Regions from separate parts of the Homo sapiens genome. Here region 2 is linked to region 1. A link is a loop called in an ENCODE intact Hi-C map of the cell type or tissue named here. Cell type or tissue: ovary. All regions are shown on one strand. Each heading gives the region's core, and the rest is flanking DNA. Links, peaks and the distances in the headings are about the cores only. Region 1 has its middle 12 kb from the start of LINC01358. Region 2 overlaps JUN-DT (JUN divergent transcript).

Region 1 (2,913 bases), core at 241-2,740:
AAGTGATGTGATCACAGTCAGCACTTTAGGATTTTTGCAGGAGATTTATTCATGGTTTGGGTGGACTAATACTAGCCAATATGTGAATCACAATAAATTCTCTCTGACCTGGTGATTCTCCATTTGTACCCCCTTCCCAACCAGATCTGTTCTCTGGTCTGCACTGTGCCATCTGCACTGTGCCATAGAGAGGTTAATGCCCCTGATTGCCTCGGGGGACTCCTTTGCCTCCTATCTTCCAGTTGGGTTTAGCCAGTGGTAGGCATCGGCAAGAGATTAAAGGGTGGGAGGAGAAAGAGGTTGGGAATTTCCTCCAGCTCTTTCCCTGCTTCTGTGCCAGGGTCTGCCAGTGGCCGGGTTCCTCTGCAACCGTAGTTCCTGCCAGCAGCCCCTCCTCCATGGCTTCAGCAACATCTCACCCTCTTCCTGTCCTTGCAGATTCAGGGTAGCAATGGTTCCCTGGTGTTGCAAGTCTCTGAGTGCTTCAGCATCTCTCATTGGTTTCCTTAGCTCTGTCCCTATCCCTATAAATTGTTGTCCCTTCATCAAATCCCACTTCCAAGTCCGCGCTGCATGAGCCTTCTTTTTCTTGATCATAACTAGTCATGCTGAGAACTTACCCGATACCAATTACCATTTATTGAGTACCTACTGTGTACTTGGGGCTTCAAATGCATTTTTTTTTCCATTTAATTTTCACCACAGCTCCATGAGTTATGGACCATTTATATCCATTTCAGGAATCCCAAAAACAAGGCAGGCATACATTTAACATAGATGTTAAGTAACTTGCCCAAAATTATATAAGCCTTTTGTCCAGAGTTACACAGTTAGTCAGGAGCAAAGTTAAAATTCACACCCAGGTCTCTGGACTCTAAAACTCATCCTCTTTCTGTTGCTCTGCGGTCACTGAGTCAATTCTTATAAATGCTTAATTTGTCAGACTCTGGAAAACCAGTAACGGTAGCAGTAGTAAAATCTCTAGAGGAAGAGGGGATAGGGTATTCCGTGGAGGCTATAGGTCTTCTTGAGGAATGGTGGATCTTTAAGTAAAAGTTCCAGAACTTTGCCATTCCTGCATTGGTGGAAAACGCAATGGCAGGTGATTCACCAAAATATCCCTTGCTTCACAATGTGCAGTTCCTCTGTGGAGGGGAACTTAGCCCTTACTGAGTTCAGAAAGAAGAAGAAACTCATCCATCCAAGACCCACAGCAGAAAGCATAAGGGTTTATTTATAGAGAAGAATTTTATTATTTTTAAAAATCACTTGTGGGCTTCTGCACCAAAGCGTAGGAAAAAGCATGTGTTGGTTGCCAAGGGTCAAGGGAAACCACCTTGTTTTCTTGACAGCGCTGTGGCTGAAACAGCCCTTCCCAAAAACAATACGTTGGGGGAAGAAAGGCAAAACCAGTGGGAGGCCTGAAAATGCTGTGGTTTGCTTTTTATTTTATTTTTTTCCAGTGTCTTTGGGGCTGAAAAAGGCAGTGGAATGAATTCCACAACTAGTTTAAAATGCAGTGCCTCTTGCACTGGGAGCTCCGGGGGCTGCCCTCACATGACTCATGCCTTCCCCAACTCACCTCAGACCTCTCGTCCAGGCCCATCTGTCAAGGATAATAACAACAACACAGAAGTGATGCTGCCTTCACCTCCACCGTAGACTGCAGCGGCTCTTTCTGTTTCCTAAAACTCTTTCATAGTCTAACAAAAATGGCTGCCTTTCTCCTAAGTGCCAGGCTCCTTACTCTTAGGATTTTATCTCATCTGAACCACAACCTTTTGGAGACATCATTGTTATGCTCATTTGACAGATGAAGGAAGCCAGGCTCAGATGATTAAATACCATGCCCCAAATCACACAGCAAGGAGACAAGCTGAGATGTGAAGTCGGTGGTCTTATGCTTCAGAACAGTTCTGGGAATTCGCATTGTCTTCTCATTTTCCGAGGAGGAAACCAAAGTAGAGAGGTGGAGAGGATACTACAGACCAGGGCTCAGGGTGGCCCAGGCAGTGCTATCTCCAGGCACATGGTTCTGTCTCCTGAGGCTGTGACTCATGACGGTGCCAGACCATCAGCTAGACAAACCGCCACCCACTGGGCCACTCCAGCCAATTGCAAACCTTTGGCTTCAGAACCAAACATGTGTCCACATTGGCTCGGATATATCCACAGCCTTGCCTTGTAATGCCATCGGGCCCTCTGTATATTTTAAAAGCAGATGCCTCAGACCTCCAAAAGGCCAAGGGTTGCTTCTCGAATCTGACCTAAAAGGGCCTAACCTCAAGGACAGATCTGAATTCACCTGACATACAGCCCCAGGAGGAATCACAGAGAAAATGCTCTTACCTGGAACACCTCTACACAGACTGTTGCTGTCCTGCATGCTGCTTGCATTGAACTATGTCATTCACCAGCTGTGTGTCCCCAGACAAGGTACTGAACCTCTCTGAGCCTCACTTTCTTCAGAGGACCAGTTTAAGTTTTCACAGTCAGGAATTCATTCCTTCTAAAAACCTGTGCTAAGGAGACATGGCAAGGTGTTCTGGGCCTACAGAGACATGGGCAGAACTGGGGCAGAAGAGCAAAATGGATACTAAAGCTCTAAACCTGCCCACCAAGGTTCATAGTTTATTTTAAATTGGGGCTGTTTTGTGCCATTGCAAAGGAGGGTGAATATGCTTACAGTTATAAAATTCTGCTCTTCTTTCACAGAATTTCAGAGTAGATGGGTTGGTACAAGCTATCTTGTCTGACCACCTCCACATGGTATAGAGATTAAGGCCAGGAAAGGGAAGCCCTGGCTTGACACCTCACAAGGGCTTGAACCCAGACACAGTGCTCTTTCCAATGAGGGTCACTGCCAATCTAAAGAATTCTCTCATCTGCATATTGGACTAGGAACCTCTAACT
Region 2 (2,913 bases), core at 154-2,653, 110 kb before region 1:
TCTCTTTACTCCAAGATTTTTCAGAACCTTCTAAGACATGAAAATGAAATTGTGGGTCTTCAAGACAGGGATATGCTGTATGCAGCATTCCCCATATTAAGTTGGTTACAGAGCCTTCTTTCCACAGAGTATGAGCAAGAAATAATTTGCTATTATTATTATTTATTAGTATTATTATAATTTTTTTTTTGAGACAGAGTCTCACTTTGTTGCCCAGGCTGGAGTGCAGTGGTGCCATTTCAGCTTACTGCAAACTCCACCTTCCAGGTTCAAGCGGCTCTCGTGTCTCGGCCTCCCAGGTAGCTGGGAATACAGGCCAGCGCCACCACGCCATGCTAATTTTTGTATTTTTAGTAGAGATGGGGTTTCATTCACTATGTTGGCCAGGCTGGTCTCAAACTCCTGACCTCAGATGATCTACCCGCCCCGGCCTCCCAAAGTCATGGGATTATAGATGTGAGCCACTGCACCCGGCCAAATAATTCAGTATTAAGCTAATTCCTTGAGAATTGCTGTCCTTAAGTTCTCAAAAAATAATAATAATAATAATGTGGATTCTGTTGCCAGATAGCACTAAGTTCATAATTTGGCTATTTCCTAGGTGACTTTGTACATGTTACTTCACCTTCATCAACTGTAAAATGAGAGGAAGAATATTCACTTCTCAGGATAGCTTTGAAGGTTACATTTATAAAAGCATATGGAAAATGCAGTGTCGTGGCTAACACACAGTAGGTATTCAGTTAATGGTTCTAATTAAGTAAAGCCCGGAGACGGAAACCAGCTTTTGCAAGCTCACATAGGAAATTAGTGACTGTGCTAGGCCTTGAATCTCCATCTCTGGGCTCTTCCAGTTCACCATACTTCTCTTTATTAAGCAATACCATATAAGAAATGTAGTCCATCAGAGGAGATAGGCAGCCTCCCCAAGTTTGGTGTGATTTTATAGGTCAAGTTGACTTTAAATATGCGACAAATATTTCCTTTTCTCCTTCTCCCCCTTCTCCTCAGTTCTAGCCAGAGGAAGCTGCAGCCAGGCCTGGCAGTCTCCCCTGCTCCCTTCCACCAGCTTGGTTCCTGTTTCTGCTGGTCCTGGGAGCCCCCAGCAGATGGACTGCCCTTATCAGCCGGCTCCAGGCCAGAGGAGGAATCCTCCGGTCACGTGTGGCTCTCTGGAGGGAGAGAGACCTCATAAATACATACAGCCCACGCAGAGGAAGGGGGGAGGGTCAAGGGGAAAGAAACCTTGACATTCTGGCGACTGGGCCAGGATTAAAGTCCACCAGGCATAGTCCTTATTGGCTATTTCTATGAGGAATCTCAAATCCACATGGCTTCCCTGGATGACAACGCTGACTTTGACTAGCCCTGGGATCTGGGGCATTCCCAGTGTGCTGCTGGCTTGATCCAGGCCTAATCCTTTGCCCAGGACTGACCTTTCACAGTTTACAGAGCACTTTATCTCCTGGCTCAGTGAAGTCTCACAGAACCCTCCAGAGAGAAGGGAGTTTATCATCACCCTCAATTTACAGATGAGGAAGCTGAGGCTGCGATTGTAACTGACTGACTGCTGGCTACGCAGCTACAAGTGACCGAGTCCAGCCTGAAAGCCACATATATTCTCCCACAAAATCCAGAGCTGCCAAACACATCCTCCTCCATGAGTCTTGCTTTGTGCCCATCACTGAGCTCCATGCCCCGGGCGAGCCATCGTTCCTGCCTGGCGAAGTCCACAATCCAATAAGGAGGGAAGGTTGAAGGGATGAATCTCAACAGAATTGTGCACAGTGAAAGAAGCCAATGAAAGAAGAGTACATATTGTATAATTCCATTTATAGAAAACTCTAGAAAATGCAAGCTGATCTACAGTGACAGAAAGCAGATCCATGGTTGTTTGGGGAAGTGAGGCAGAAGGAAAGGATTCAGAGAAGCACAAGGAACCTTTTAGGGTGGTAGACATGCTTACTATCTGGTACTGAGAGTTTCTCATGTCTGCACGTATCTAATTGTACACTTTAAATACACACAGTTTATTGTATGTCAATTATATCTCCATAAAGCTATTTAAAAAGAGGAACGTAAGTGGGGAAAAGAATGAAGGAAGTTGGCTGGCGTATAATTAAGTAAGTCTGTGAGCAGTCTTAAAGTGGGGACACAAAGTACCATGGGCACGTAAGAGAAGAAGGTAGAGATTCATTCCCAAACGGAAGAGATCAGGAAGGAGTTCTTAGAACAGGGTTTCAACAAAGCTCAAGGTATGGATAAGTAAGGGTCAGGTTAAGAAAGATTCAGATGGAAGATACAGATAGAGTTTATTTGGGAAATAGAGAGTGGAGTATTATACACACGCACAATTCGCCTTTTTACCCAAGTTTTGAAGGACTGAAGTTAAAACTAACAGCAACTATCCTCTCTTTTCTTCAGAAATTCAGACACATGCCCTACTTGGCAGGCAGCTAGTTTTGCTAATAAGATTCCTGCCCTTCTCCCTCCCTCTCTGTGCATCTCATCCCTTCGGTCCCGCTGAGGCCCCTACCCTCTCGGATTTCCTCTTTGAACTGAACTGCCAAATACTTGCCAGCTTCCAGGGCCCTGAGTACCCACATTTCAGCCTCTTCCAAACCCCAGAGTAAGAAGGAGATTTGGGGAGTTCTGGGTGGGCATGTGATGGGAGACTAGGTCCAACATAAAAAGATATTTCCCTTTTTCTTCCATACTTTTTGGCTTAGTAATTGACATGTGACCATTGGAGAATTTTGAATAGTTTATTAGAATACATTGTGATAGAGAAGAAGGAAATTCAAGAATTGTTACAATGTTGTACACTGATTAACTGGCTAATTTGCTGCAAAACCAATTCTGATCACTGCTCTTATGGTTTGTAATACATTATTTTGGGTTTGGATGATCCTG

The links. A loop is a pair of places that touch in the nucleus more often than their neighbours do. Peaks named below come from ENCODE experiments on the same cell type or tissue, not always from the same donor. Only the 100,000 strongest peaks of a DNase experiment are listed, where the experiment ranks them.
Region 2: a loop joins it to region 1, with 3 times the contacts of the local background. A loop is called at or near these places in 16 of 110 quality-filtered maps.

What each region holds. Positions count from the first base shown.
Region 1 is chr1:59,006,730-59,009,642 of GRCh38, forward strand. No RefSeq gene overlaps it. Among named protein-coding and RNA genes, the nearest start is that of LINC01358, 12 kb to the right of the region's middle. RefSeq lists enhancers at 1,099-1,208, 1,479-1,528, 1,549-1,598, 1,639-1,708. In ovary, for the core only: no CTCF peak of the experiment used is centred there; a DNase peak (open chromatin) is centred at 1,462; H3K27ac peaks cover 2,500 bases.
Region 2 is chr1:58,898,036-58,900,948 of GRCh38, forward strand. JUN-DT (JUN divergent transcript) reads left to right here. Exons shown (of 2, transcript NR_108106.1): 2 at 1,012-1,677. All of the region lies in intron 1 of LINC02777 (long intergenic non-protein coding RNA 2777), which reads right to left. Among named protein-coding and RNA genes, the nearest start is that of LINC02777, 4.6 kb to the right of the region's middle. RefSeq lists an enhancer at 1,142-1,436. In ovary, for the core only: a CTCF peak has its summit at 1,157; a DNase peak (open chromatin) is centred at 1,136; H3K27ac peaks cover 2,152 bases.